7 separate regions of the Homo sapiens genome follow, and regions 1, 2, 3, 4, 5 and 6 are each linked to region 7. The links are chromatin loops, found by intact Hi-C in ENCODE. Cell type or tissue: endothelial cell of umbilical vein. All regions are shown on one strand. Each heading gives the region's core, and the rest is flanking DNA. Links, peaks and the distances in the headings are about the cores only.

Evidence for each region. Peaks named below come from ENCODE experiments on the same cell type or tissue, not always from the same donor. Only the 100,000 strongest peaks of a DNase experiment are listed, where the experiment ranks them.
Region 1: it touches region 7 in a loop (16-fold over the local background); 105 of 110 quality-filtered maps call a loop at or near these places.
Region 2: a loop joins it to region 7, with 9 times the contacts of the local background. A loop is called at or near these places in 7 of 110 quality-filtered maps.
Region 3: a loop joins it to region 7, with 2.6 times the contacts of the local background. A loop is called at or near these places in 38 of 110 quality-filtered maps.
Region 4: it touches region 7 in a loop (11-fold over the local background); 11 of 110 quality-filtered maps call a loop at or near these places.
Region 5: a loop joins it to region 7, with 2.8 times the contacts of the local background. A loop is called at or near these places in 76 of 110 quality-filtered maps.
Region 6: a loop joins it to region 7, with 8 times the contacts of the local background. A loop is called at or near these places in 17 of 110 quality-filtered maps.

Annotation. Positions count from the first base shown.
Region 1 is chr20:38,219,141-38,223,497 of GRCh38, forward strand. It overlaps KIAA1755, which reads right to left. Exons shown (of 14, transcript NM_001029864.2): 10 at 3,309-3,457; 11 at 490-628. Among named protein-coding and RNA genes, the nearest start is that of KIAA1755, 39 kb to the right of the region's middle. RefSeq lists an enhancer at 1-490. In endothelial cell of umbilical vein, for the core only: CTCF peaks have their summits at 2,146 (motif pointing left) and 3,707 (motif pointing left); DNase peaks (open chromatin) are centred at 2,121 and 3,721.
Region 2 is chr20:37,900,076-37,904,432 of GRCh38, forward strand. VSTM2L (V-set and transmembrane domain containing 2 like) reads left to right here and starts at 3,052. Exons shown (of 4, transcript NM_080607.3): 1 at 3,052-3,396. The coding sequence starts at 3,276. The region is part of intron 2 of LOC124904896 (a long non-coding RNA gene); the gene reads right to left. RefSeq lists an enhancer at 2,352-3,315. In endothelial cell of umbilical vein, for the core only: CTCF peaks have their summits at 2,266 (motif pointing right) and 3,535 (motif pointing left); no DNase peak of the experiment used is centred there; H3K4me3 peaks cover 432 bases; H3K27me3 peaks cover 1,655 bases.
Region 3 is chr20:38,320,256-38,324,612 of GRCh38, forward strand. It overlaps BPI (bactericidal permeability increasing protein), which reads left to right. Exons shown (of 15, transcript NM_001725.3): 7 at 1-19; 8 at 3,615-3,791. Among named protein-coding and RNA genes, the nearest start is that of BPI, 18 kb to the left of the region's middle. In endothelial cell of umbilical vein, for the core only: a CTCF peak has its summit at 1,907 (motif pointing left); a DNase peak (open chromatin) is centred at 1,896.
Region 4 is chr20:37,562,358-37,566,714 of GRCh38, forward strand. No RefSeq gene overlaps it. Among named protein-coding and RNA genes, the nearest start is that of LINC01746, 6.6 kb to the right of the region's middle. In endothelial cell of umbilical vein, for the core only: a CTCF peak has its summit at 2,256 (motif pointing right); no DNase peak of the experiment used is centred there; H3K27me3 peaks cover 477 bases.
Region 5 is chr20:38,150,790-38,154,789 of GRCh38, forward strand. TGM2 (transglutaminase 2) reads right to left here. Exons shown (of 13, transcript NM_004613.4): 4 at 150-268. Among named protein-coding and RNA genes, the nearest start is that of TGM2, 12 kb to the right of the region's middle. In endothelial cell of umbilical vein, for the core only: no CTCF peak of the experiment used is centred there; DNase peaks (open chromatin) are centred at 1,542, 2,042 and 3,662; H3K27ac peaks cover 4,000 bases.
Region 6 is chr20:38,406,911-38,411,267 of GRCh38, forward strand. No RefSeq gene overlaps it. Among named protein-coding and RNA genes, the nearest start is that of SNORA71B, 16 kb to the right of the region's middle. In endothelial cell of umbilical vein, for the core only: a CTCF peak has its summit at 1,871 (motif pointing left); a DNase peak (open chromatin) is centred at 1,861.
Region 7 is chr20:38,055,911-38,060,267 of GRCh38, forward strand. It overlaps RPRD1B (regulation of nuclear pre-mRNA domain containing 1B), which reads left to right. Exons shown (of 7, transcript NM_021215.4): 4 at 1,622-1,734; 5 at 3,484-3,610. Among named protein-coding and RNA genes, the nearest start is that of RPRD1B, 24 kb to the left of the region's middle. In endothelial cell of umbilical vein, for the core only: a CTCF peak has its summit at 1,786 (motif pointing right); a DNase peak (open chromatin) is centred at 1,681; H3K27ac peaks cover 726 bases.

The DNA of each region.
Region 1 (4,357 bases), core at 139-4,138, 160 kb after region 7:
ATGCAGGAGTGTGCCGTGCCCCACAGCTCCAGGCTGACAGGAATGTGTTGGTTCTCGGCACCGGCAGTCAGATGAAGCCACACCAGGTGCAGGTTCCAGAATCAGACCCCGAGATATGCAACCACAAGCAGGTAACATAATGTCTCCCAGCCTCAGTTTCCTCATCTGTGCAGTGGATGAAATCCTAGCACCTTCCCCATGAGTTCAGAAAGCAATGATGTTCACAACGGCTCTGGCCCAGGGCTTGGCACAGAGTTGGCGCTCAATAAGTGCAGCTCTTGGGGCTATGTTTTCACCCACTGAGCACTTATTGAGCACCAGGTCATGTGCTACGCCCCAAGGATGCCTGCCTGGCCTTTGAAGGATCGCCAGCTTGGTGTCCTTTCTCCAGAACAAAGCACCTGACTAGGGACGGGCCCAGAGTCGGGGCTTTCCTGTGGAATGTGGCCAGGCAGAACCCCCACACCCCAAGCCAGACACCCCTTTCACCTGGTGAATGGCAGCTTCCAGGCGGCCCAGGCGGACACGGAGCTCCAGCTTCCCCAGGAGGCTGTTGGAAGCGGTGACCAGAACATGAAGCTGCTCGTCCACAAGGCTGTACAAGGCAGTGGCTGCAGCCAGATGGCTCCTGGGAGGTGGGCGGAGGTGAGAAAAGGCCTCTGTTGCCCTCTTCACCCTGCTGTACTTCTGTCCCGCATAGGCCTGCCCCTCCATCTCTGTGGCCCCAGCCTGGGTTTCCAGCTAACTTGCTGTGTGACTGTGGGCAGGCCCTTCACCAAGGGCCTCAGCCTTGGTCTTCCATGGGACTGGGAGGACAAGAGAACACAGTAGGAAGTGAACTGACCCTCCCCCTTCCCTAGAAGGGAATGAAGCTGGCCGGACAGATCTGGGTTCAAAGCCCAGCTCTGCTGCCTTCTAGTAGGAGGCTCTGTGCAAATTTCTCAACCTTTCTATGTCTCTGCTTTTTATTCTGTGAGGTGGAGATAATCACAGAACCCACTTCATAGCATGGTTGTAAGGATTAAATGATCTAACGCCCTGGCCCTCAACTCTAGCTATACATTATAACCTGCCCTGGGAGCTTTAACAAATCTTAGTGCCCTGCCCCAGGCCAACAAAGTCAGACTCTGAGTGCAACCAACACACTGATGTTTCCCTTTTTTTTTTTTTTTTTTTTTTGAGACGGAGTCTCACTCTGTCACCCAGGCTGGTCACCCAGGCTAGAGTGCAGTGGCGCGATCTCCATTCACTGCAACCTCTGCCTCCTGGGTTCCAACGATTCTCCTGCCTCAGCCTCCTGGGTAGCTGGGATTACAGGCACGCACCACCATGCCGGGCTAATTTTTGTATTTTTAGTAGAGACAGGGTTTCACATATTGGCCAGGCTGGTCTTGAACTCCTGACTTCAGGTGATCTGTCTGCCTCAGCCTCCAAAAGTGCTGGCATTATAGGCATAAGCCACCACGCCCGGCTGAGACACTGATGCTTTCTAAAGCACCTCAGGCGGTTCCAGGGACAGCCAGGGCAGAGAACCAGCGCTCATGCGTGCAAAACACTTAACACAGTGCCCAGCGCACGATGTTTGTCAGGTCCGTGCTATTTCTATTGCAATGGTGGGAAGTAGCTGCAACATGCCTGCCGGCCCTGCCTCCATTTCACAGATGGGAAAACTGAGGTCAAGGGAGGGGAATCGACTTGCAGATGACAACCTGAGTTGGAACCCCACCCAGGGCTGTTTCTGCACATAATTTTAAAAAATGCTCAAAGCCACAAGTCACTAAGGAAGAAGTGTGGATGGGATTTCAGGCATGGTGATATTTGTGTGAAGGGAGGAATCTCCAACCCTGCTCTGCCCTCCTCTGCCTTCAGAGGGAAAATGGAAGAGAGAAGATGGAAGAAAAGCTTTTGACTTCCTGGAGGGTGCTTTGCTCTACCTCAGCCTCCCCATCTGACTGCAGCTCCCCACGGGTTGCCACCCTTGCAGGGAAGAGGTGTGGCCCAGGGTGCGTGAATAGGATAGAAAATCTCTGCCTGCCTGGAGAGGGAGGGACGGAGGGACGGGGACAGCCTAGGGGCTGCAGGGACCCGCTGCAGAACAAACGCCCACAGCAGCTCATGTGGGACCACAGTGACCCCTGCTGGAGATGCTGGTAGCTGCGGGTCTGCGGGGCCTCGGATGGACAGGAGGGGCCTGGGCTGGTGGGGCAGGTAAGGGTGGAAGAGGCTGAGAAAGGCAGTGCCAACCCCCACCAGGCACTGAGGGGCAGGGAGATGACCCCATACCAGTGCTGCCCGTGCGTCCATCTGTGTAAGCCTGCTCTCAAGTCTAGTGCAGCTCTGGGTGGTGTGTTCAAGATTCTGGGACCAGACTGCCTGGATTCAAGTCCGGGCCCCACCACATCCCAGCTATGTGACCCTGGACTAATCACTTACCTTCTCTGAGCCTCAGGTTCCTCCACTGTAAAATAGGCATAATATCTGCAGCTACCTCGGAGTGAATTAAGTGAGCTGGTATTTGTAAATCCCTGAGAAAAATGCTGGACACATACAAAGTGCTATTTAGGTCTTGGTTCTGTAAACAAAATGTTCTTAAAAGCTCATGCATACCAGCCCTTGACTTTGAATATAAGTAGCTGTGTTCTAAGAGGGTGAAAATACTTGCAATTACTGACCAATTTAATGACTGACTTTTCCCCACCCCCTAAATTTAAGAAAGCTGGGACTTTCCAGGAATGTCTATAATTTATTCTGGCTCTGAGACCCCTGAGACACCATGAGGTTCTCACAAGTGTGTCTGAGCAGCCTACCGGGAAAGGCAGGGCCGGGTAGGGGTTAAATGCCCAGAAGGCCTGGCTTCAAATCCCTTACCAGCCGCTGTCTAGCTGCTATTTCCCTTCGCTGAGCCTCAGTTACCCATCAGCCAAATGGACAATGTGGACCTCACAGGGTTCTTGCCAGAAATAAATGAGGCAGGCTCTTGCAGGGGTTCAGCGTGGTGTGTGGGTCAGAGAAAGTGCTTTTCCAAAAGGGTGACCAGAAATGGGTAGGCGACATCCTCTGATGCCCATCCCAGGCTCAAGATGGCTGGGGCTGAAGGAGGGAAAGCAGAGAAGGGGCGAGGAAATTGCCAGGGCTCAGGGCAGGTTTCTGTGACCAGGCGTCAGCCTGGGATACAGGCCCTGCAACTACTGCAAAGCTGGGCGCCCTCGGGGCTCAGCTATGTGTGCCCTAGGTGGTGTGGTCCCAGCTCCAAGCTCCTGGGCCAGAAACAGGATGGGGTGGAAGAGGAAAGGCCTGGACGTCTGTACCTGACATCAGGGCTGAAGTCCAGCCTGCTGGCATCATGCTGCAGCCTGGCCAGGGTGGCTCCACCTTCCCGCTGGAGGCCCAGTAGGCCGGGGTCCCTCAGCACAGCCTCCATCAGCTCCTTGGACTTGCTCAGGCACCTGGTAGCCTCCTGCCAGCGTAGGGAGGTGCCCTGAGGCCCCATCCCCACTCTCCCTCTGCAACCTTCCAAGGCTCCCCACACCCAGATCAAGTCCAACTCCCAGTTTGGCATTCAAGGTCCTCCAGAAAGTCTGTCATTTCTGTCTCTAAAACATCCCCTCTAGCCATGTCCCCTCTCGTCACCACGGCAACCTCATTGGTCCACCCTCCAGCATCTCTTGCTGGGACACCCATTCCAGCCTCTTCGCTGATCTCCCTGCTGCCCTCTGGCTCCCCCTACAGTCTGTTCTCCACATGGCAGTTGAACGGATCTCAAAGTGCAAATCTGATAACCCCTGGTTTAAAACTCTCCAGTGGCTTTCCCTGCAGGCTTCGAACTGAATCCCAGCCCAACTCTTCCTTGGTCCAGCTCCTGCTGCATCTAGAAGCTCCACTCATGCTTCTTTCCCACTCATTCTGCTCCACACTGGCCTCCTTGCTACTCCTGAACACCCCAGGTATAATCCCACCTCAGGGCCTTCACATGTGTTTGCCCCCTGCCTGGAGCACAGCCCCCCACAAAGGCAGGCTCCTTCTCAAACTTCAAGCCTCAACTTAAACTCCAGCTCTTCAGAGAGGCCCTCCTCCCTCCCTCATTATTCCCAATCTTACTTCCACAGGACTTGACACAATTTGGAATGACATACCCATTTATAATAGTTTGCTTTTTAAACTACCACCTCTGCCACAGCACCACGAGCCCCAAGAGGGCAGGGATAAGTCAGTTTGCTCCAGGCTGGTCTCCAGTGCAGGGTACAAAGTGGGTGCCCCTCAAATATGAGTCAAATGAATGATGAAAAACAGGAATAATGTCCTCCCCCTTTTCCCCAGGCCGTCCCCTTCTCGAAGCCCTTGGTCCATGGGGTCTGGG
Region 2 (4,357 bases), core at 202-4,201, 160 kb before region 7:
TTTACACAGCTACCAAATGGCAGGATTCAAAACAGAGAATATGGCTCTAGAGCCCACACTTCTAACCACACCATCCTACCCTACCTGGCCTGGTGGTTCTGAGGATTAAGGGGAATAATGAAAGTTCTTAGGGCCATGCTGGGCATACAGTGATGAGCCAACAGAGGCTTGGGGACTGGGAGAAGGCAGCAGGCATTTCTTCCCATGGGGACTCAGGCTGGACCTCGCCCAACTGGGGACTCAGCTAGACAGAGGGGAAGGCATACAAGCACAGGGGAAGCACTGGGAAGGTTGAAGATGTAATGAGGCCAAGGCATGCCCAAGAGAGCACAGGATATGTGCAGGAGGTGAGTCTGGGACCCTGAATGCAAACTAGAGAAGTCAGGATTTCTCACATAAACAGGCCATCAGAGGGTTTTTTTAGCAGAACCATTATATCATGAGCATTTTCTTCTTTTTTCCTTTTTTTTTTGAGATGAAGTCTCACTCTGTCACCCAGGCTGGAGTACAATGGTGTGATCTTGGCTCACTGAAAACTCCGCCTCCCAGGTTCAAGCGATTCTCCTGCCTCAGCCTCCTGAGTAGCTGGGATTACAGGTGCCCACCACCACTCCTGGCTAATTTTTGTATTTTTAGTAGAGATGGGATTTCACCATGTTGGTCAGGCTGGTCTCGAACTCCTGACCTCGTGATATGCCCACCTCGGCCTCTCAAAGTGCTGGCATTACAGGCGTGAGCCACCACACCTGGCCGATCACGAGCATTTTCAAAGGCATACAATCCCTGGATGTCTGTCCTTGAAGGAACCTTGACCTTGTTCCAGGCTTCAAAGAGAAAAGATTTCTGAAGGTCAGCCGGTGGGCTAGGGGCACAGCAGCAATGTGCTGCCATCCCGCCAGACCCCCTTCCTCTGCAGGCCTGAGCAATCTCTTGTTTACTCCTCTTTAATCTCCTCTCCCTCCCTGTCCCCTTGCCTGTGTCTGCTCCCTCCAATCTGTGGTTTAAGAGGAGAAAGCCCGGGTTTGAGTCCCAGTTCTGTCACCACAGTCTCCTGGTGAGGCCTCAGGCTGGGGTTGAAGGAGTCCTGGGTTTTAGTCTGGCTAACATGGTGGCTGCTATGTGATCTGGAGGATTCTCAGTTTCCATATCTTTATGATGGAAGCAGTAGTTCATTTCGCTGGGAGCGGGGTTCAGGGTAGTTAATGAATGAGAAAACACGTGCATAGAGTCCAAGACGCCTGGCCAGCCCAGGATAACCTAAACACCACCTCTGTGTGGGAAGAAAGTGAGAAGTGAGAGAATCAGGCAAACACGGCCCCTTCCTCCAAGGCATGTGGTCCAGAAGGTTCGGGGGGTGGGGGAAGCGGTCGACGCTTGGGACCTGTCCTCGGTACTGAAGGGAGCGCGGGGGCTGTGGACGGTGCTAGAACACAGTGCTTGTAAGTGCGGGACATCGTGGAGGAGGTGTCCTTAGTTTGGAAGGAGCTGGATTGTTGCTGGCTACCACGGGCCCCATCCGGTGTGCTACCCCCCCCCCATAATACTGGAAGGGGGGCGCTAAGACAGAGGGAAGACGGCGAGGGGCTATGTTCCTTGGTCTCTAACCTTGTTCTCAAACTTGGGCGCTGTACACACGGCTGGACGCGGGATCCACCTGTGTTCTGGAGTGGGGAGTGGGCTGTCGGAGGGGTTGACCCTGTTCGACGGGGACGGGGAAGAAAGTCTGAGGGTCTGTCCACGGTGTGAACCCTAGCATCAAAGGGCCAGTTGAGACGCTGTCCACGGTGCCCAAAGGATGGGCCCGGGTGGGGCGGGGGGCGGGGGGCGGGGGGGGGGCTGGCGCTGTCCTCCTCCGTGGTGCTGAAACCGGGAGGACCAGGCTGTGTGAGCAGGGAGGCCTGGGGAAGGGCAAGGGATGAGAGCAGGAGGGACCCCGCCCAGGAGTCAGGGGCCTCGCCCGACTCGCCGTGGGACCTCAGAGAAGCTAATTACCTGATTTCAGGCGCTTCCTTATCTTTTAAATGGGACCACAGTTCCGCCCTCCTGTCTGTCCCATCAGCCCCAGTAACACGGCTTGGGAAGGAACTGGAGGACTTTGTTGGATTCTTGCTCTTGGGAATGGGAATGGTGCCCTATCCCCCTCCCCTGCCACACTCACACACACATACACCCACGCATACGCGCGCGCACACGCACACGCACACACACACTCATGCACACACACACCATCAAGGCTCATTGGTCTAGGGAAGGAGCCTACAGTCCAGAAGGGGGCGATCCCATCCACCACATAAGGTCCAGTATCTTCAAGAGCCAGGAGCCGCAACAACTAACTGGCCTGTCTCTCTCCCATTACAAAGACTCGAAAACTGAGTCCCAGAAAGGGGAACACCGACAATAATAACTACTGAGCTCCTACCACGTAGGCAGCATTATGCTAAGCGCTTTGCATGCACGATTTCGCAAATCCTCACCAGGACCCCCGCAGACAGCTATTACCCCTATTTCTCAGATGAAGACTTCGAGGTTCAGAGAGGGGTAGACACCCGGACGCGATCACACAGCGAGCCGAGGTCGGCGGCAGAGCTATCACCAGGTCCCCTGGGTCTCAGCCCAGGCTCCCACCCTACCTCGCCCTCACCCCCAGCCCCACTGGCCCCTGACCCCGGCCCCGCCCTGCCGGTAAAGTTAGGAGCCTCTGAGTGCGCTGGCCTGGCGGCGGGTGCCCTGGCTTTTCTCCCTCTCCCCGCTGGACGGCATTTCTGTGGCTGAAGCCCGTTGGGTCGTGCTTTGCGGGAACCGCGTCCCTGGGGTGGCTCTCTCCGCCCCATCCCGGCCCCGCCTCCGCACTCGGGCGGGGGAAAGTTGCGGGTACCGCTTTAAAAATCCCAGCCTGGGCAAAACTTTGATGATAAATCAAGCGGCAGATCCCTCCGCCGCCTGCTCCGAGCGGGAGGAGGGAGGGGAGGAGGGAGGGGAGGAGGGAGGCGGGAGGAGGGAGGAGGGTGCGGCGGCGGCGCGGCGTGGCCTTCCGCGGAAGGGAAGAGTCCCGCAGTCGGAGGCGGCCGGCTGGGCGTGCGCTCGCTCCCCGAAGCCGGGGCTGGGCCGGAGCCGGGCGAGGGCTGGGAGCTGGGCCGGGTCCGGGGACAGCGGGCGAGGGGCAGCTGCCGGAGCCGGGCAGCCAGGCCGCTCAGGGCAGGGGACAGCTGGCGCCGGTTCTGCGGTCTCCGGGGCCCAGATGTGAGGCGGCGGCGCCCCCGGCCCGAGAGCGCACGATGGGGGCCCCGCTCGCCGTAGCGCTGGGCGCCCTCCACTACCTGGCACTTTTCCTGCAACTCGGCGGCGCCACGCGGCCCGCCGGCCACGCGCCCTGGGACAACCACGTCTCCGGCCACGGTGAGTTCGGTCGCCGCCCCCGCGGACTTCCCCACCAAACCCCAACCCGGGCCGCGCCACTCCAACTTGGCCGCCCCGGGGCTCGAACCGGCGCCAGTCGTGGCGGGCATCCCGGGGCGCCCCCTGCCGGCGCGGTGGACCCGCCCTGGCACCCTGGCCCTGCAGAGAAGGGGGCACCCGGGGCGCACCCCCGAACCTCCTCCCCACACACTCGCGCGGATACGCACACCTGCATGGCCACACCGATATGCACAGCCGCGGACACACTCAGAGCCACAGTCGCTGCTTTCTCACACTCACAACTCCTACCCTGCACATCTCCACACACCTCAGGTCCCCCTCCTCACTGCAAGCCTTTACACTTATGCCCACTACACACGCACATCAGGCACTGCGCCGGTGGGCTCACTCTGCCAGCTGGCGCACACGCTTCGCCACAACTCTTGCCTGCCCACCTGCAGACACACTGGTGCGCGCGCGCGCACACACACACAGGCACACACATACACACACATGAACACAATTTGCTCACCCACTCCTCTCTGCCCATCTGCCTTTACTCTTCTGGGTTTAACCGCACAGAGGCCCTTGTCCTCTTCCTCTCCACACCCAGCCCTATACCACTGGAAAGGTCCTTGGGGGCAGAAGACCTTGTTTCTTGAGAACTGGTCGCCTGGGGCTGCAGCCTCCCAGTTGGGCGGGTGGCACCTGGTGGAAGCCCCTCAGAGCCACCGGAGTAGTTGGGGTTGCTGCTTGCAGCCAGAGGCATGGGAGTGGGAGTGGAAGTGGAATGCCGGGTGCTTTTGTCTGCCTCTGGGGATGGGCAGGAAGCCGTGCCATCCTTCCATAGGGTACCCCCATCCTCATCCTCGGCCCTAGAGGACTGAAATGTGGGAAATCTCAACTCCAGCCGCTGTGGAAGCCGGGGAGCAGACAAGCATTCCCAGCACTGGCTGGCTGA
Region 3 (4,357 bases), core at 197-4,196, 260 kb after region 7:
CCTGGATGTACAGATGAAGGTGAGGCTGACACTGAGAATCATACACCCTCACACCTCTGTCTCAGACACTCCAGGGCTCCCCAGTCCTTGGAAACAAACTTAACAATGTCCCCTACTTCCTATCTGACTCACCACCACCCTCTCTACTCTCCCCGCCTCTCCCTGCTCCAGTCACACTGGCCTCCCCGCCATTCCCCGAAACACACCATGCCTGCCCCACCCCCCTCCAAAGGCCTTTGCCCTTGCTTTTTCCTCCGCCTGGGTACTCTCCCCCAGGTTTCCACACAGCTCTCCCTTGCTTCCTTCAAGTCTTTGCTCAAATATTCCCTCCCTAGAGAGACCTTCCCAGACCACTCTCGCTGAAATAGCTCTCTCCTCTTCCCCCACATCCTGCTTTATTACCAATACACACACACACACACACACACACACACACACACACAGAGTCTCTAGTCTGTCTCCCTCACTATGATGAGGGAGAAGGGGCTGCGACTATTTTGTTCACTACCACATGTGCAGCACCTAGACCAATGCTTGGCACATACTAGGTGCTCAATAAATTATTTGTTGGATGGGTGGATGGATGGATGGATTAGTGGATGGATATATGGATGGATGGGTAGGTGGATGGGTGGGTGGGTGGGTGGATGGATGGGTAGGTGGGTAGACAGGTGGATGGGTAAGTGGATGGGAGGTGGGTGTGTTGGTGGGTGGATGGATGGGTGGGTGGGTAGACAGGTGGATGGGTAAGTAGATGGGAGGTGGGTGTGTTGGTGGGTGGGTGTATTGGCGGATGTAAAGGTAGGTGGGTGGGTGGGTGAATGAATGGATGGGAGGGTGGGTAGATGAGTGGGCGGGTAGGTGGATGGGTGGGTGGGTGTATTGGTGGATGGATGGATGGATGGATGGATGGATGGATGGATGGATGGATACATGGATAGATGGGTAGGCGGATGAGTGGGTGGATGAATGGATGGGTGGGTGGGTAGATGGGTGGGGGTAGATGGATGGCTGGGTGGATGTATTGGTGGGTGGATGGATGGATGGATGGATAGATGGAGTTTTATTTCATGCTGCTCCCTCCCTTACTCACCACCCTCCAACCAGACACACTGGCCTTACACTTCCTCAAATAGGTTAAGCTTCCTCTCACCTCAGGGCATTTGTCCTAGCTGTTCCCCCTGCCTGGTACTCCTTTCCTTCCCAATGCCCACCTCTACCCCGCTGGCTTCTTATAGTACCATGTGGATCTCCACTCAGCTGTCACTCCCAGAGCAGCCTTCCCTACCACCCCAGCAAGAGTGGGTCCCACTCTGAAATTCATCCTGGATTGTGCCTCCTTCAGTCCTTCCATATTGGTGATTTGCTTGTTTGTTTACAGTTATTTGTTTGCTTCAAAACACATTCAATGTGAAAAAGAAACTTTAGAAACTGCAGAGGAATGCAGAAATAAATATAGGAAAGAAGGAAAAAAAAGAGAGAGAGAGAGAGAATTACCCGAGTCTACAACCTAGAGATAAGCATCATCAATAAATAAGTGTAGATCCCTCCAACCCTTGTCTTTGCAGAAACAGAGGAAGATACACACACACACACACACAGAGAGAGAGAGAGAGAGAGACAGAAACAAATGTACACATATATAGATACAAAAACAAATACACACAAAACCCACAATATAGAAACAGGAAAAAATGCACACATATGTACTCACATATAGACAACAAAATACACACAGACATATATTTTGCATGTGTCATATTATATATTCTGCTTTACAACTTTAAAAACTCAACACGTATCATAGGAACATCTTTGCCATCCATGAAATGTCCTCTTGCAGCCCTTTACTGGCTGCTTGGATTTTCAGCGGACAGCTTGTGGTAATGTACGAGGACAGTGCCCCCTCCTGGGACACTTGGGCTTTCCATTTTTTTTTCCACAAACGTAACCAAAGCTGCAGTGATCATCCTTGCAATCGTGTCTCTGTCTATCCTTGAGTATTTCCTAGAAGTGGAATTGCTAGACCAAATGGCATACTAAGAAAAAAAAATGAATACCCACATATATCTAAGTGATACAACAGACCAAAAGATTAAAACAATAAGTAATTATCCTCAGTGAATAAGAAAGGTCTTGTTTATCTCCTGGGCTCCTGCCCAGAGTTGATCACTGACAACCATGGAGTGTGTTAACCTCCCAGGTCCCTGGTTCTAAGCACTCACATAAATGCATAAGAAAATCCATCTAGATTTTGCTGATGCTCTACATGAATGGATACACACTGTTCTTCCACTTGCTTTTCTCACTTAACAATATGTATTAAAGATAAATCCTAGTCAGTACATAGGTCCATCTTTATTATTATTATTTGAGATGGAGTTTTGTCTTGTTGCCCAGGCTGGAGTGCAATGGCGCGACCTCCACTCATTGCAACCTCTGCCTCCCAGGTTCAGGCGATTCTCCTGCTTCAGCCTCCGGTCACTGGGATTACAGGCTCCCGCCACCACGCCTGGCTAATTTTTTGTATTTTTAGTAGAGATGGGGTTTCACCGTGTTGGCCAGGCTAATCTCAAATTCCTGACCTCAGGTGATGCACCTGCCTTGGCCTCCCAAAATGCTGGGATTACAGGCGTGAGCACTGTGCCCAGCCCATCTTATTATTATTAAGAGTTGCATGTATTCCATAATATGGAGGTTATGTTTGTTAATTTTAAGTAATAAAATAATTCTAAGGTACAGAGAATGCTATACACTTCCAAGTACCCAACACACAGATTTAAGAGATCTTACCATTTTGTCATATTTCCTTCTGATTTTTAAAAAAATTTAAAAAACTGTAGAAATAACTAACGAGGCCCCCTTGGGTGCCTCTCCCCCCACCCCAGAACCATGTTGATGATGTTGGTGTGTGTCCTTTTTGCCTGTGTTTTTATACTTTTTATGGGCCTTTAAATTTTACATAAGTGGTATCCTACCATATGTATCCATCTATAATTTGGTTTTTTAAGCTCAACATTTATTTGCTAAATAAATGATCTGCTTTTGCAACATATTGCCAAATTGCTTTTCAGAAACATAAAGAACAACCTTAACAGCTTATGAGTGCTCTCACCAAACACTGGGTAGCATCAGTTTAAAGCACACACGACTCTCAAAACAATTTTCCTCTTTTCCCATTTTGCTAAGTTTACCGACGAAACAAACAGGATTTCACTGTTCTTTTCGTAGGGTTTCTGTGCTTACTAGCAAGGTTGAGGTTGAGACAATGGAGTGGTTAGGAGAACGTTCACTGGACATTGGAGGCCTGGGTTCAATTTCTGGCTCTGCCACTTACCAGCTGTGTGACCTTGGGCAAGTCACTTCACCTCCTTGTGCCTCAGTGTCCTCTCCTATAAGATGAGCATAATTATACCTGCCTTCCCAGGACTGGCATGAAAGGCACTTAGAAAGTAATGCCCAGGAGGCTTTTGATGCTACTGTTAGTTTCTGGTCATTGCTTTTTCCTTTGCAAGTGTACAATTGGTGTCTTCAGTCCATTTTTTCCTGGATGGAGATGTTGACTTATAATTCCTGAAGAATATCTGGGCTCACTCTGTTGCCTCTACCCCCAGGGGGAGTTTTACAGTGAGAACCACCACAATCCACCTCCCTTTGCTCCACCAGTGATGGAGTTTCCCGCTGCCCATGACCGCATGGTATACCTGGGCCTCTCAGACTACTTCTTCAACACAGCCGGGCTTGTATACCAAGAGGCTGGGGTCTTGAAGATGACCCTTAGAGATGACATGGTAAGGCCGGGCTCTGGGTGGGTGTGGGAAGAGCACTGGACCCAGAATCCTGCAGACCTTCCAGACAAATCTGGAAAAAGCTTTTCTCACATTGGGGTAGGTTAAAGTGTTGACTCTAGAGTCAGCTAGAGCTGAGTTCCAATATCGGCCCCACCCCTCTCCAGCTGGGTGACCCAGGTCAATTACTGTACCTCTCAGAACTTGTTTTGTCATCTGTAAAACACCAATAACTGGCTTTCTCCAAAGGGTGTCATGAGGATTCAATGAGATAGTAATGCCTGATTAAATGAGATATTAGTCTATGAGAGGACCGAACACAGAGCTTTGAATGTAGGAAGTGATGAATAAGAAACATAAGGGCTACATTGATGAGTACTTGTCAGATTCTGTCATCCAGTCCTAGCACCATGCTAAGGCAGAGGCAGACTTCCTGGAAATGGGGCATCCTATGAGATTGGTTTGCAGGCAGATTGGGCTTTCTCAGGAGCAAAAAACAAGCAGGCGGTCACTGACCAGCTCCTGACCATTCTGGGCCAACTGCTGCAGAAGGTGTGGTTTGGCTTCCA
Region 4 (4,357 bases), core at 154-4,153, 490 kb before region 7:
AGAGCGAGACTCTGTCTAAAAAAAAGAAAGAAAGAAAGAAAGCAGCTATGAACACTCGCATGCAAGTCTTTGTGCAAACATAGGTGTTACAGGAAAGGGGTCCCGATCCAGACCCCAAGAGAGGGTTCTTGGATCGTACACAAGGAAGGATTCAGGGCAAGTCCACAGAGTAAAGTGAAAGCAAGTTTATTAGGAAAGTAAGGGAATAAAAGGATGACCACTCCATAGACAGAACAGCCCTGAGGGCTGCGGGTTGCCCAGTTTTATGGTTATTTCTTGATATGCTAAACAAGGGGTGGATTATTTATGCCTCCCTTTTTTAGACCACATAGGGTAACTTCCTGACGTTGCCAAGGCATTTGTAAACTGTCATGGCGCTGGTGGGAGTGTAGCAGTGAGGATGACCAGAGGTCACTCTTGTCACCATCTTGCTTTTGGCAAGAGCTTCTTTACTGCAACCTCTATTATCAGCAAGGTCTTTATGACCTGAATCTTGTGCTGACCTTCTATCTGATCCTATGACTTAGAATGCCTTAACCGTCTGGGAATGCAGACCAGTAGGTCTCAGCCTGATTTTACCTGGCCCCATTCAAGATAGAGTTGCTCTGGTTTACACACCTCTCATATAGGGACATATCTGTATGTTTTCATGTCTCTTGGGTATACCTAACAGTGGAATTGCTGGATTACCAACTGGCATTATATTACCTATATAATATGAGGTATTATACAGGTAAGCTCCAGGAGGACAGAGACTGCTCATTACAGAATGTGCACAGTGCCCAGCACACACATGGCATGTAGCCAGTGCTGCAAGTCCACCTGAATGAGTAAAAAGCCAGCCAGCCTGATTTCCAAACTTAAGGGCTACACCCAGGAATTTGTTGTTCTGCCTCCTCCCCATCCACAGGCTACTGCTGGGGTTCCTGGCAGGTGTGGGGGCTGGGAGGGGAAGGGAGTTGGGGGAGGGGGCCTGGACACTTTTGTGAACCCTGTTGAGGTTGACAAAGGAGAGGGGTCACCATGGTCATGCCAGGGGTCTCTATCCCACACCTGGAATTTCTCTTAGGGCTTCCTGTGATGCTGAGATGGGGCAGCTGTGTCCCTGGCCCCACTCTTCTCCCTTGATGAAACTGCCTTTGCAGAAATTATAACAGTAAGAAAATTAGGACAGTGAAAGAGACCCATCTAACCAACCCCTATCTTGCCTTTCACCTCTAAACTGCCCTTAGGCATTCCTGGGCTTGGGCCAAGCTAACTTTGGGAGACATTTAGTTTATAGTTTAAACGATAATAGCCCATCTCCCAAACTAAACCGCCTTTGTAAAGATAATGAAAGAGCACTAGGTTAGGAAGATGAGAAGTGCCTACATTCTGCTAAGGTGGAGCTGTAACCGATTATCAGTCATTATTCCAGAGGCCACAAGATTCGCAACTTCTCCGGTTACTCCTGCAAATAACATCACTCTTGGAGAGTCCAAGATTGACTTTTTGAGACAAGTTTTCAGGTTTTTTGGCATTTCTTACTACCAATGGCTGGGGCATGGGGGTGCGGGTGGCACCCCAGTCCTGTGGCCCCACCCAGAAGCGGACTCAGCACCCCAGGACAATTTTCCACACCCCTGGGATTGCATCCCCAGCCAGTCAGCAGCACCCATTTCCTGGCCCGCCAAACTATCCTTGAAAAACTCCAGCCTCAGAATCTTCAGGGAGGCCGATTTGAGTACAAATAAAACTCCCGTGTCCAGCCAGCTCTGAGAAATCTGGCTGTCTCCGGGCAGCGGGCAAGGTGAACCCACGGGGTGGTTACATGGGGACCCAGGCTGTCTCTTGTATGGGGGACTTATGCAGGCCCAGCCCCTCCCCTTCTCCTTCCCACCCTCTGAGCGGCCTCCAGGACGCACTCGCGTGAGGAAACCCGGCCCGCGTGTCCGAGTTCTGTCCACGCCTTCTGCCAACAGCTGTCCTTTGCTCTTCGGGGCTCCTGGGACCGCGGGAAGGGGCCGGGGTTGCCTGGGGAAGGGGTGGGTGCACCTGTGTGCATGGTTTAGGGGTCTGGAGTCTTTGAGGTCGGTGGGTGTTTGTGTCTCTGTGTGTCTGTGAATCTGTCTCGTCTGTGGTTCCAGGCCTGGTGGCGCTGCAGACCCCAAGAGGCCGCCCTCCGCCTTCAGACAGCTCCCGCCGCCTCCCGGCGCCTGGGAGGAGACGGTGGGAAAATCGCGGCGGCGACGAGAGCCCGGCCTGCTCTTTCCGTTCCGCTCCCGCAGGGGGCGCCAGCGCTCCGTGGAGAGCGGCTGCGGCCCCAGAGACCACGCTCGGGCCGCCTGACGCCCAGAGCCCCCAGGAAGGGGAAACTGAGACCCAGGGAGGAGAAGGGAGGCTACTCAGACCTCCTAAATTCTAGTCCCAAATTCCACAGCACCAAGCTTGTCCCTAGACTTAGGAAATGCAGTGGGAGCGCTGTTCTCTACCTGGGCTGCACAGGCTGGCTCAGAGGTGGGGGATTGGACTCAATGACCTCTCAGTCCCCTCAGAGACCCTCGCCAGCTGTGGGGAGGTCCGCCAGCTCAGGGATGAGGTCTGGAGGGTAGGGCTGGGGGGACTTGGCCCTCTGGAAGTTGCTCACTGTGAGGGCTAGGTTGAGGACCCATTTATTCATCTGTAAAATGGGTGTGTAGGGAACAGGCATGTTCAGTTTTCTCCCTTGCTTTCGGCTTCATCCTAGCGCAGGTCAGAAGCTTAAGGGGAGCCTGGGCCAGCGTCCTGGGCATCCCATCCTTGCATTCTCCAGACATGACCACCTCCAGACCCTGCTCATTCCTAGACCTGCCTACTGGACCATGGGATGGTGATCGCGCCTACAGCATCCTTACCTAAGCAGCCCGACTCAAAACGATGAATTGGACCAATCAGTTATTGCCCTCCTGTTCTTCTAGAACTGTATACAGACACCCATTGTCCGTGGCCTTGTGCTGGGTGCCGGGGAGAGAGCAGTAAACAGAAAAGTGAGGCTCTGCCCCTAGAGACCCCACCGTCCAGAGAGAGGAGGCAGCGTGCCAAGCAAGTAAACAACAAACCAACAAACAATTACAAAGTCCTGTGAAGGAAACCAAGAAAGGGCAGACAGAAAGGACGACTGAGGAGGGGGAGGCTGCTCTTAGCTGCAGCTGTCAGGGGAGTTCCCTCCAATGAGGCAGCATTTAAACCAGGAGCTGAAAGATGAGTTGGAGTCAGCCATGCAGAGGCGAGGTCAGTGGAAAGGGTGAGCTAGGGCAAGGAAAACAATCAGACTCATCCTTTTATAAGATCCTCACGCTGCTGGGTGGAGAGTGGGCCTGGGCAGGGCGTGAAGGGCAGTCAGAAGGCCAGAGAGGACGCCGTTGCCATGAATCAGGGGACAGCTGCTGGTGGCTCAGACCAAGGTGGTGGCTGTGGAGGTGGTGGATTCTGGATGTATTTTAAAATAGGATTGGCGGGGCGTGGTGGCTCATGCCTGTAATCCCAGCACTTTGGGAGGTGGAGGTGGGTGGATCAACTGAGGTCAGGAATTCGAGACCAGCCTGGCCAACATGGTGAAACCCTGCCTCTACTAAAAATACAAAAATCAGCCAGGCATCGTGGCATGGATCTGTATTCTCAGCTACTCGAGAGGCTGAGGCAGGAGAATCGCTTAAACCCATGAGGCAGAGGTTGCAGTGAGCCAGGATCATGCCACTGTACTCCAGCCTGGGCAACAGAGTGAAACTGTGTCTCAAAAAAATAAAAATAAATAAATAAAAAAAATAGGGTTTATTTAATTTATTTATCAAATCAAATCAAATTGCCTTGAAGCCTTGGGTAGTTGGAAGTGCCTTTTTCCAAGGTGGGGACAGGTGTGTGAAACGCGGGATGGGCTGTAAGGGATCCCAGGACGGAATCCAGCCCTCCCTACGTATTCCCTGTCTTTGCAGGTAGGTTGTGGTTCTGAACTCAAGGATTAAGGCTTCCAAACTTGGTCCAGCTTCAGTATTGCCTGGGAGCTTCGGTCAATATGATTCTCAGGTCCCAGATCTTTTGACACAGAAGCTCTCAGGTGGCCCCTATGTGGGAGTCCCTGCCCCAGAGCCCAGCAGTTGTTTTCCCACTAGGACTGTGGTGACTCCCGTCTTCCTCTTCTAGGTGGCCAGACCCAGGTGAGGGAAGAGGCAGTGGTGGGAGAGTTTGGAGGGAGCGCCAAGAGACACACATGAGCAGAGGCTGCTGGAGAGTCAGAGATGTCGAGAAATGCCAGGGAAAAACAAGCTACCTTTTAATTTTGACCTCATTTCTAAATGATCACAGCTACCAAGGAAGATATTAATTTGCCTCCTGGGAAGTG
Region 5 (4,000 bases), core at 1-4,000, 95 kb after region 7:
GCTGTTTCAGGGCCTTTGCATCCCTGACAGCATGAAGTGGGTGACTCTGTGACTCACTCCCACCTGTGCAGCTTTGGCTGCCCCCAGACACAGGGCCGGGCACACAGAAGGGCCTGAGATGGTTGGGAGAGACAGGGTGTGGCCCTTACCTGCCCAAAATTCCAAGGTATGTTCTTGATGAACTTGGCCGAGCCCTGGTAGATAAAGCCCTGCTGGGTGAGGACATACTCCTGCCGCTCCTCTTCCGAGTCCAGGTACACAGCATCCGCTGCAGGCAGGAAGAAAGGGACCTCAGCTCTGGGTCTGCGGAGGCCCAGGGTCCCTGCAAATCTGGAGTCAAGGGTGCCAATTCCCTAGGCCAAGCCAGCGTCTCAGGGATCCATCCTTCTTTTAATTAGAAAAAGTAACCATTAATGAATAATCCCACGTCAATGAGATAAGGTGTTATCGGTTAGTGACAACAAAGGCTGCCATTTCTTCAACACTCACTGTGTGCCAGGACCTGTGATAAATGTATGACCTGTATTAATAAATTTAATCTCCAGAAGAGCCTTATGAGGAAGGGATCCTTGAAAGCCCCATTTTAAAGACCAGAAAACTAAGGCTCAGGAATATTTTATAGCTAGGAAAACTGAGACTAAGGACACAGGAGCACTGGACCGGGAGTCAGGAAACTCCTGATTCTCACTTGCTGTGTGACCCTGGGTAGGCTACTTTGCCTTCTCTGCCCACCTTAACACCTCACTGTGTCAGCCCAAAATGCAGATCTGAAAGGTGCTTTGGAAACGAAAGCCCTGAGGTAGCGTGAGGGAGGCGCATGATTCAAGGCAGAGAGAACTCAGTAGCAGAGGGGAAGGCCAAGAAAGGGTTCCTGCAGCTCAGGAGAGGTGGGGTCCTGTCCAGCTTGAGAGAGTTACAGAGGGCTCCCTGGAGGAGGTGGCATCTGAATGTTGTCTTAAAAAATGATTAAGTTTTAGAGAGTTGGAACCTGGAGGGTAGCATTCTAAGCAGAGGACCAGAAAGCACAAAGCTTTGGCTGCTGGAAAATGCAGGGCATTTAGTTGTCTGTGGCCAGTGAGGGGAGAAGAAGGAGCTGAGGAAGTTGGGGCAAGATGGTAGGAGCCCAAAGGTCAGGCTGGCTTTACTGACTCCACTTAACCGGTGAAGAAACTGAGGCCAAGAAGGGGCAATCTGGAGCCCCATTATGACTTTGGTGAGCCCCAGGCACTCTTGACTTCATGCATTCCTTCCTCCATTAGAAAAAAGGTAATTGAATGTTATGACTGCCTTGGTTAATTACAGCTATCTCAATATTACATATTAAAACCTATTGTTCAACTTAAATGTTCATTTTTTTCTCCTGATTTTAAATTACATTAAAACATGTTCACGGGCCCCTAAGAGTTTCTCAGGCCCCAGGCACAGTGCCTGCCGGGTCTAATGGAGAAGCTGGCCTGGGAAGGAAGCAGCTGCCGGCCCCTCAGACCCCTGGGCTTTGTCATGCCCGTCTGCAGCAACCAGCAGCCCTGACTTTCATCGTAGTGAGGAAAAATGGGAAAGAGGCCAAGTCTCTTGTGTATTCTGATCTTTGGCTCTGGAAACTTCTATAAAAATTAACCTTGAAGTCAATGAACTATAATGGCTCTGCAGCAGCCGGGGGGTGTGGGATAAGAATGAAAGAGAAAGAAGAACCCACAGTGTTTCAACATTAGAATGAGTGTCAGCACTTGTTGAATTGTCCCCACCCCAGCTCAGGATGCCAAGACTGTGACATCCCCAGCTCAGGTCCCCATCTGGTAAAGGTGGGGGCACTGGGGACGTGAAGCCTTGCATATAACTGGCACTCGATCATATTGGTCTTGGAACTGACATACAGGAGGGTCCCATTTTCCAGGCAGACCCGGCCCTTTCCCACCCATCAGACTGATTTCCTCCCGCAGCGCCCCTGCGCTCACCCCAGCCCAACTTCCTGCCTCTGCATCACCAGCTCCACAGTTCCCGCCCCGGGATGTGGGTCACTTTAGTCACTGTGCCGCTTGGCTGACCGCCACTCCAACCCGCCGCCGGGTGAGGCCAAGCAGGAGGAAGGGGGCCATCCCCCAGAACCACGCTTCCCATTCCCTGAACTCTGAAACCTTGTGGTGTGGACGAGGGTGGGGACACCGGCGTGTTCCTGTCCTGTTGGCAGAGCTGCCAACTAGTTGCTACCCTCTGCAGATTGACTAAAATTCAAAACAAACCTATGGGGCGGGGGGGGGGATCCAGTAAGGCCACTTCTGTCCCGAGAAATCATTCCATTGGCCACAGGGTATGAAGCAAGGGTGCTCGTTGACGCATGGTCCCTGCGTGCCATGAGCCTCCAGGCACAACCTCATGTCCATCAGTGGGGGCTGGACCATCCACATGGGCAAGAAACAGGACACTCAACGCCCTTAGAAAGAATGAGCAGATGTGGCCGGGCGTGGTGGCTCACGCCTGTAATCCTAGCACTTTGGGAGGCCGAGGTGGGCGGATCACCTGAGATCAGGAGTTTGAGACCAGCCTGGCCAACATGGTGAAACTCTGTCTCTACTAAAAATACAAAAATTAGCCCGGCGTGGTGGTGCATGCCTGTAATCCCAGGTACTCGGGAGGCTGAGGCATGAGAATCATTTCAACCCGGGAGGCAGAGGTTGGAGTGAGGCGAGATTGCACCACTGCACTCCAGCCTGGGTGACAGAGAGAGCCTTGGTCTCAAAAAAAAGAAAAAAAAAAAAAGAATGAATGAGCAGATGTATGCAGACCAATGTGGACAGAGCCTCACGGTGTATTGTGAGGGGAAAAAACCAAGTTGTAGGTTAATGTATACAGTGGGATCCTTTTATGTTTGTGATAGAGAGACAGAGACCTATAAAATACAGCAATTTCTCCAGGCACATACAGACTGACCTAAGGAGGTGAGCCCCCGCAAAATATCTAACAATGGTGTCCCCCAAGGAGGAGGGGTCAAAGGGGGAGGCCATTTCTCTGTAGTCTTGAAGCCCTCCCCTTCTCTCCCCTTTTTTGGAGACAGAGTCTTGCTCTGTCACCCAGGCTGGAGTGCAGTGGCACAATCCCAGCTAACTGCAGCCTCAACCTCCTGGACTCAAGCGATCCTCCCACCTTAACCTCCTGAGTAGTTGGGACTACAGATGTGTGTCATCACATCGGTCTAATTTTTGTATTTTTTATAGAGACGGTGGGTTTCGCCATGTTGGCCAGGCTGGTCTTGAACTCCTGCCTCAAGTGATCCCCCTGCCTCAGCCTCTCAAAGTGCCGGGATTACAGGTGTGGGATTACAGGTGTGGGATTACACTGCACCTGGGCTTGAAGCTTTTCTAAAGAGAATGCTGTCATGGTTTACTGTTATACTGGGAAATAAAAATCAAAATATGGAAAGGTGAAAAATTTTAAAAGCTTTCTGCTCAAATATAAAATGCCTCAAAATAGAGAAGAAAAAAGATAAAGCAGTGGGCCAGCAAGAAGGTGGTTGTCTAACAGCCAGGAGGCCAGAATTTCTGCCCTTTTGAAGAGGGACACCCGATTCCCAGGAGGGGCCTGGCCCATGATGCTTCTTTCCCTGCTTTGTTTCATTAGAATAGGAAGGAAACAGATCATTAGATCTGACTGCCTTGCTAGTTAGATGGGAAAATCGAGGCCTGGGGAGGTGACTGGCAACCCCTGCCTCCTCCCCCTTGCTCAAGTCAGTTTCCTTTGTTCCAAGCTCTCCCCTCTGACTTTCTAGTTTTGTCCAAGGTTGTCCACTTATTTATTCAAAGAGATTCCAAAGGCCACTTCACCACTCTGAGCCTCAGTTTCCTGTGTGTGAAGTGGGGAAGTGTCATCTCCCCCTTGGGATTGTTGAGAGGCCCGACTGAGATAGTGTATAAGGAGGCAGCTGGACGGTCTAACTGCTCCTACTCACCCCCCTCCCCCAGCCCTCCCCCCAACCTCACCTCCGGGTTTCCCTTCCCCAAACCAG
Region 6 (4,357 bases), core at 254-4,253, 350 kb after region 7:
GCAACCTCTGCCTGCTGGGCTCAAGCCATCCTCCCACCTTAGTCTCCCACGTAGCTGGGACTACAGGCACATACCATGCCCAGCTAATTTTATTTTTTGTAGAAATGGGGTCTTGCTCGGGGTTTCGCTGTGTTGGCCGGGCTGGTCTCCAGCTCCTAACCGCGAGTGATCTGCCAGCCTCGGCCTCCCGAGGTGTCGGGATTGCAGACGGAGTCTCGCTCACTCAGTGCTCAATGTTGCCCAGGCTGGAGTGCAGTGGCGTGATCTCGGCTCGCTACAACCTCCACCTCCCAGCCGCCTGCCTTGGCCTCCCAAAGTGCCGAGATTGCAGCCTCTGCCCGGCCGCCACCCTGTCTGGGAATTGAGGAGCGTCTCTGCCTGGCCGCCCATTGTCTGGGATGTGAGGAGCCCCTCTGCCCTGCCGCCCAGTCTGGGAAGTGAGGAGCGCCTCTTCCTGGCCGCCATACCGTCTAGGAAGTGAGGAGCGTCTCTGCCCGGCCACCCATCGTCTGAGATGTGGGAAGCGCCTCTGCCCGGCAGCTGCCCCGTCTGGGAGGTGAGGAGCGTCTCTGCCCCGCCGCCCCGTCTGAGAAGTGAAGAGCCCCTCCACCCAGCAGCCGCCCTGTCTGTGAAGTGAGGAGTCCCTCCGCCCGGCAGCCGCCCCGTCTGGGAATTGAGGAGCGTCTCCGCCCAGCAGCCGCCCTGTCCGGGAGGTGGGGGGCAGCCCCGCCCCCCCGGCCAGCCGCCCCATCCTGGAGGGAGGTGGGGGGCAGCCCCCCCCCGCCAGCCGCCCCATCGGGGAGGTGGGGGGCAGCCCCCGTCCGGCCGCCGCCCCGTCTGGATGGTAGGGGGCGCCTCTGCCTGGCTGCCCCGTCTGGGAAGTGAGGAGCCCCACTGCCCGGCAGCCACCCCGTCTGGGAGGTGTACCCAACAGCTCATTGAGAACGGGCCATGATAACAATGGCAGTTTTGTCGAATAGAAAAGGGGAAAACGTGGGGAAAAAATAGAGAAATCAGATCGTTGCTGTGTCTGTGTAGAGGGAAGTAGACGTAGGAGACTCCATTTTGTTCTGTACTAAGAAAAATTCTTCTGCCTTGGGATGTTGTTAATGTATAACCTTACCCACAACCCTGTGCTCTCTGAAACATGTGCTGTGTCAACTCAGGGTTAAATGGATTAAGGGCAGTGCAAGATGTGCTTTGTTAAACAGATGCTTGAAGGCAGCATGCTCCTTAAGAGTCATCACCACTCCCTAATCGCAAGTTCCCAGGGACACAAACACTGCGGAAGGCCGCAGGGTCCTCTGCCTAGGAAAACCAGAGACCCTTGTTCACTTGTTTATCTGCTGACCTTCCCTCCACTATTGTCCTATGACCCTGCCAAATCCCCCTCTCCGAGAAACACCCAAGAATGATCAATAAATACTAAAAAAAAAAAAAAAGAAATGGGGTCTTCCTATGTTGCCCAGGCTGGTCTGGAACTCCTGGGCTCAAGTGATCCTCCTGCTTCAGCTCCTAAAGTGCTGCGATTACAGGCATGAGCCACTGTGACTGGCCTATTACTATTTTAACAGTTCTTGGTTTGCTCTTCAGAAAACTGGGAGGGGTTTTCTCTTCACCTTGCAGAGTGAATCATCTCTGGCTTAGGAACCCCAAAGTGAATTCTAACTCCTGTGAGGTCCTGGGGCATCCAGAAAAGTCACTATGAAGTGATAGGAGGATAGCGGTGGGAAAGGCCCGGTTCCAAGGAGCAAACAGGAGGTACCAAGTGTTCCTGGTAGATGTGAGCTTGAATTCACCAAAGCCCAGCTGTTTCTCCAGAAAGGAAACTCCGTTGAAAGTGCAGTCTGCAGCGCCATCTTTTGGCCACGCCTGGGAATGTCACAGCTGGAAGGAACACTGTAGACAACTGGTCACCTAGTATGCTGGTGAACCCTGCAAGTTCTTAGGCACACTCTCAGAGGTACGACTCAGCAGGTTTGGAGGATTCACATGTTTATCAAGTCCCTCAGGGTGTATGTTCTCATGTAAGTCGTTCAGTAATTCCTTACCTTCCCCCCATCTGGAAACCCCATTTAAAGTTGTCAACAGGCCAGGCGCAGTGGCTCATGCCTGTAAATCCTAGCATTTGGGAGGCCAAGGTGGTCAGGAGTTCAAGATCAGCCTGGCCAACATGGTGAAACCCCGTCTCTACTAAAAACACAAAAATTAGCCGGGCGTGGTGGCACATGCCTGTAATCCCAGCTACTCGGGAGGCTGTGGCAGGAGAATCGCTTGAACCCAGGAGGCGGAGGTTGCAGTGAGCTGAGATCGTGCCACTGTACTCCAGCCTGGGCGACAGAGTGAGACTCCATCTCAAAAAAACGTAAATAAAATAAATAAATAAAGTTGTCAACAAAAATGTGCACAAGACTGTGATGCAGTGTGTAGGTCACCGTGGTGCTCCTGCCCAAAACGCCTAACCCAAATCTAACCATGAGGAAACATCAGTCAAACCCAAAGAGGAACTTTCTACGACGTGACTAGCCTTCACTCTTAAAAAATGTCGAGGTCACGAAATACAAAGAAAGTCTGGGGAAATGTTACCGACTCAAGGAGACTCAGAGACAGGGCAAATGAATGCAGGAGGTGATCAGAGATTTTGTTTTGTTATATAGGACATTGTGGGAAAATTGACAAAATCTGAATATGGTCTGATCATTAGATAATAGTATTGTACCAATGTTAATTTCATGATTTTGATAATTTTACTATATTTGCATATTTGTATTAATTTGTACCAATTGTGCTATATTTGTACAATTATAGTATAATGGTATATAGGAGAATGTCCTTGCTTTTAAAGAATGCACACTGAAGTATTAAGGGGTAAAGGGCCAACAAGTCTGCATTTGACTCACAAACACTTCAGGGGGAAATACGTATATACATGTTTATATGTTTCTATGTGTGTACATATATGTCAATATATATTTTTGTTTTGTTTTGTTTTTTGTTTTTTTTTTTTTGAGACAGAGTCTCACTCTGTTGCCCAGGCTGGAGTGCAGTGGCATGATCTCGGCTCACTGCAACCTCCGCCTCCCAGGTTCAAGCAATTCTCCTGCCTCAGCCTCCCAAGTAGCTGGGACTACAGGCGCGTGCCACCATGCCTGGCTAACTTTTTTTTTTTTCTTTGTATTTTTAGTAGAGGCGGGGTTTCACCGTGTTAGGCAGGATGGTCTTGATCTCCTGACCTCGTGATCCACCCGCTTTGGCCTCCCAAAGTGTTGGAATTACATGCGTGAGCCACTGCGCCCGGCCCTGTTTTTTTCTTTATGTGTATATTTGTAATCTTGGTGAAAGGTATTCAGGAATTCTTTGTGCTACTTTTGCAACTTTTTTAAAGTCTAAAATTATTTTTTTAATGAGAAGTTATTTTTTTCACAAGCCTCCTGAAAAATAGCGTTATAATGCCACCATTCAATTACACGGTAAGACAGTAATACCCCACCTTTCTATGGAGCCCTTGGAGGTGCCAGGCATGTGCTAATTTGAGGTTTATCTCATTGAATCCTCACAGCAATCCTAAGAAGGAGATGCTATCATTACCCCCAGTTTTCAGATGAGGAAACCTTCAGCTCAGAGAGGTGAAGTGACTTGCCCAGGGTCACACAGCCAGTAAGTGATGAAACTGTGTGGCTGTGCTCTCTGAATCCAGAGTAATTTAAAAAGTCCAAGTAGCAGCACATAGGATCCACAACACTGGATGACAGGGGTCGCGCTGTTCAGAGGACTGGGGGCCACTCCCATGGCTGCAGATCGAACTCTACAATCACCTTCAAATGTGCCTGGGCCTTTGCTATGCCTCTGCCCACCCTCCTGCTGCTCCTGGCATGTGCTGCTCACTGTCTCCACCAGTCCCTCTCCTACTTCCTCTTCTGGAATAGACTATCTCTTCCTCCATGTCCGCTTCCCAAGCCCTCTACCTGGGAGAACACTCTCCGTGCTCTGTGGTTCCACAGCCCTATACCTATCCCTTTCTCAGGGACTATCCCACTCTTTTTTTTTTTTTTGACAGAGTCTTACTGTATTACCCAGGCTGGAGTGCAGTAGTGCAGTTTCAGCTCACCACAACCTCCGCCTCCCAGGTTCAAGTGATTCTCCTGCCTCAGCCTCCTGAGTAGCTGGAATTACAGGCACGTGCCACCACGCCTGGCTAATTTTTGTATTTTTAGTAGACGGGTTTCGATATGTTGGCCAGGCTGGACTCGAACTCCTGACTTCAGATGATCCGTCTGCCTCGGCCACCCAAAGTGCTGGGATTACAAGCATGAGCCACCGTGCCCAGCAGACTATCCCACTCTTCACCTCCTGCTGC
Region 7 (4,357 bases), core at 173-4,172:
CAACTACTCAAGAGTTAATATGCCATGGTAACTGAAGTTTGAACTTGTTTTATTGAGGGACTGGTGTCATTTAACGAAGCCATGGTAACAAATCTGTGTATAATAGTATGCGCAAAGTGAGGACGGCCTGTATTGCAGATGTTCCTGTCTCCTTTTTTTGTAATAGACAGAATCATTAAGAAGAAGTGAAACTTGGCCAGGCGTGATGGCTCACACCTGTAATCCCAGGACTTTGGGAGACCAAGGCGGGTGGGTCACTGGAGGCCAGGAGTTCGAGACCAGCCTGGCCAACATGGTGAATGAAACCCTGACTCTACTAAAAATACAAAAATTAGCCAGGCATGGGGGCAAATGCCTGTAATCCCAGCTACTCAGGAGGCTGAGGTGGGAGAATTGCTGGAACCCAGGAGGCGGAAGTTGCAGTGAGCTGAGAATGTGTCACTGCACTCCAGCCTGGGCAAGAGAGCAAAAACTCCATCTAAAAAAAAAAAATAAAAATAAAACTCATGATATTGACCTGGCTTTCACTTCAAACGTGAGTTTGGTCAGTTAGTATATGATGTATATAATGTAGAGAACAGGAGCTACGTGACTTGTTTCCAGAAGAAAATGTGTAAGCAAAAAATGTGTATGTATCTGCAGCAGGTGCCTGGTGTCCCCTTTTTTCTAAATGAGAGGGTACCTGTGTGGTGCTAAGTAATTTGAGTGCAGTGGAAAGAGGACAGGTTTTGGAGTCATACCGTAAGTGTGTCATTTAACCTCCCTGGCCTTTGTTTTCTCACCTTTCAGCTGGAGATGCTGTATCTTAAAATTGTTGGAAAGATTAAAAGGAAACTATTGCAATGCCAGGCACAGGCTGTGTCCAATATTTCTTTACTTTCGAAACTAGAATTTATCATTTAGATTTATTTCCCACAATTGTTTGGCATTTATTTTGTATTGTCTAATTTGATGCAAAAAGAATGATTTTGGAATTAACACATCTATCATAACAATGTAAAAACATACGGTGCAGATAGATCATAAATAATGTAACCTGTCAGCCTCAAAAGTGGTTAAATTTAAAATGGTAACTTAAGTAATTTTTCTCAGTAGTATCAATCACATGTCTCAGTAATGGTTATTTTAATTTTAAGGTAAAATTAGATTTATTTTATTTTTAGGGGAATAGTGTAAAGAATATTTGTGTTTGACACAATTTTATTGATAAAATTTTCTCTCCTGTTTTCTGAAATGATCCCTGGAAAGCATAACGTATCTCATTTTATACACAATATCTTCTCTGTAAACCCTAGCACACGTTGGTTTGCTTCATTGTATTGTCCCATGAGTTTCTTACTCAAGTGTGATAGTTGGGTAAGTTTTCGCTTTAGATGCCTGTTTTCTGTAGTATTTTACCAGAGAATCAATCTGAGATGACGGACAAAGACCTGTTTGACTCTTTTCAGTAATGTAGGGAACTACAGTCAATTTAAAATAACTAGCATAAAGGTTACTATTAAGCCATTCTGAAAATGTGTGCCCCTTCTGCCCTGTTTTTACATGTGGCCCATTGTGCATAGCATGTGACTTATCACTACAGGATATGTGACTCAAATTTATTACTTTCTCTTTTGTCTAGCAACAGAAGAGAAGAAATCTCTGAAACGAACTTTTCAGCAAATTCAGGAGGAGGAGGATGACGACTACCCTGGCAGCTACTCTCCTCAGGATCCTTCTGCAGGACCCCTCTTGGTAGGTCTTGACCCCCAGAGAGTAGGGAACAGTGGCTTAAAGTGACCTCTAGTTGAAGACTATGGCCACAAGGTGGCGCCAGTGACCACTGGTATGGAATCATCAGAGGGCACCTCTCAGGGGCCCCGTGCATCATCCTGCCCAAAGGAGCTTGCCGGATGGCAGGTGTCAGTATGTCTTTGCGTGCCATAACTCTGGGATGGGCTTATGTTTTATAAAGTACTTGGACTTGGTTTTTTCAATCCTAGAAATTAAGAATATTCTTTAAAAATAGATTTTGGAGAAAGGGATAGATAATATTACAAAGATATTCAAAAGTCGTCTACCATGGCCTGTCTCCAGTAGCATGGTAGTTTTATAAAGTAACTCATTAATATCTAAAGACAGTCTATGTGTCAATAGCAAATTTGCTGCACTGTAGCCTATTAAATATTGAAACAAGGAGTTAGTCTTTACCCATGTGTTTGTGTTATTTGGCTATACAGGTTAGCTTACAAAATCTAAATGAAAGAAGTTGGGCACAAGGTGACAGTTTAAGTAACTTGACCAGTGTCTTAATTTAAATCCAGGTGTGTCTGACTTCAGAGCCCATGCTCTTTTCAAGGCGGGGGCGGGGGGGGCTTCATCTTATTTTGCCTAAAACAGCTTTATTACACATGGTCATGCTTAAAGCCTATGTAAATAGGAAACATGTCTAGTTTGTGTTATGTTACGGTGTTGAGTTAGACTAGGGATTAAATGACAGCAGTGTTAGGTCATATATCTTTGGATTTAAACACTTTAAAGACTACAGCCTAGATTATTACCTTTCAGGGTAATCTAACTACCATCTACAGAGCTAGCTACTCCTTGGTGATTATGGAGTGGCCTGTTAGCATTGTTTTCTGACAATTTAAGAAACTCCTTTTTGATATATACAGAAAATGTATCCCTGGTTTACTTTTCTTGTTTTTTCCCCCTGGGTTTATAATAAGTTTGATACATTTAATTTTGGGAGTGACATCCATTTTGTCAAGAAAACCCAAGAAAGAATTGAAGTAGGTTGATCAGTCAACATATAATTTTTTCCTTCTCCTTCTTGAGACAGGATCTTGCTCTGTTACCCAGGCTGGCGTGCAGTAGCATGATCATAGTTCACTGCAAACTCAACCTCTGGGGCTCAAGTGATACTCCTACCTCAGCCTCCCAAGTAGCTGGGACTATAGACATATGCCACCATGCTTGGCTTATTATTTTATTTTAATTTTTTTGTAGAGACAGGGTGTCGCTATATTGTCCAGGCTGGTCTCGAACTCCTGGGCTCAAGTGATCCTCCTGCCTTGGCTTCCCAAAGTGCTAGGATTACAGGTGCGAGCCACCACACCTGGCCACAACACACAGTTGTTAACATCTGATATTTATACCTTTATTCTATACTGGAAATGATACATCATTTGAAATTAAGCAACATGAACCAAACTCCATTGTTTTGAATTGCCAAAAACATGTTCTTTTAGAATTAAAAAATAATAATAATTATTCAGAATTTCATTCATGTTCTGCCATGGACTTAGATAAACTAATTTTGTGGATTTTCTTAGAGTCCGTGACATTGACTTACATGTAAGCTCTGGGGCTAAGAACAGTTTTTTTTAAGAAATGGCAGGAATGACTGTTTTTAGAATTTGCCTCCACCTCATTTAACTCCAACTAATTTTCTTTAAACCCCATGTCTTAATGGGTAGTGTTGTTTGTGTTTTCATCTTACAGACTGAGGAACTAATCAAAGCTTTGCAGGATCTGGAAAATGCCGCATCAGGGGATGCTACTGTCCGACAGAAAATTGCTTCTCTGCCCCAGGAAGTGCAAGATGTTTCTCTATTGGAAAAAATAACAGGTGAGAAGGTAGAGTTTGGGTGAAAGGTGAGGAGAGAGGGACATAACTGTAATGCAGTAACCCTAGGCCATACTTAACGTCTGCAGGTATAGACTACTTTCCATGTTGTATTGGTTGCTCTACCATCTTGGGATTTGCAAACATAACTCACATGGTGAACAAAGAAACTTTTGAAATAGTCAAAGCTTGAATAGTGATTCTAGGAATTATTGCAGAAATGCTGGTGTGCCACAACCTGTGGCTCTCTAAATAAGGTCTGTTAAAAACATAGTACAAATTGTGTGCGTGTGGGGTGGGTGGGGGAGATTAGGTATTATTCTGTCTGTTAGACTCATAACCCTCTTACTAAAAGAAAAAAAATTATGATTCAGGGCTGTGTGATTTGTGCCCTGCTCTCTGACAAGCCCCGTAGATGATAGTGCGTTCAGTGCCAGGAATTTCAGGTGTCTGTTAGACATGTCATTTTGCCCTAGTCGTGACCTCCCTAGTTAAACAGGGAGGGGCAGTTGACACGATTCCTGCTTTCCTTATGGGAAATTGAAAGGAAGGAATGAAGCATGAACTAATATTGACAGTAGGCTTTGCACCGGTACTTCTGTTCTTTGTGATAGTCTTTGGAGGTGACTAAATGTGTGTCTCCATATTGCATAGGAGGACATTGAGGCTTTGAGAAGATAGGTGTCTTGTCCAAGGTCACACAAGTAGTGGATCTTGGGATTCTAATCTAGGCTGCAAAGCCTATGTTCC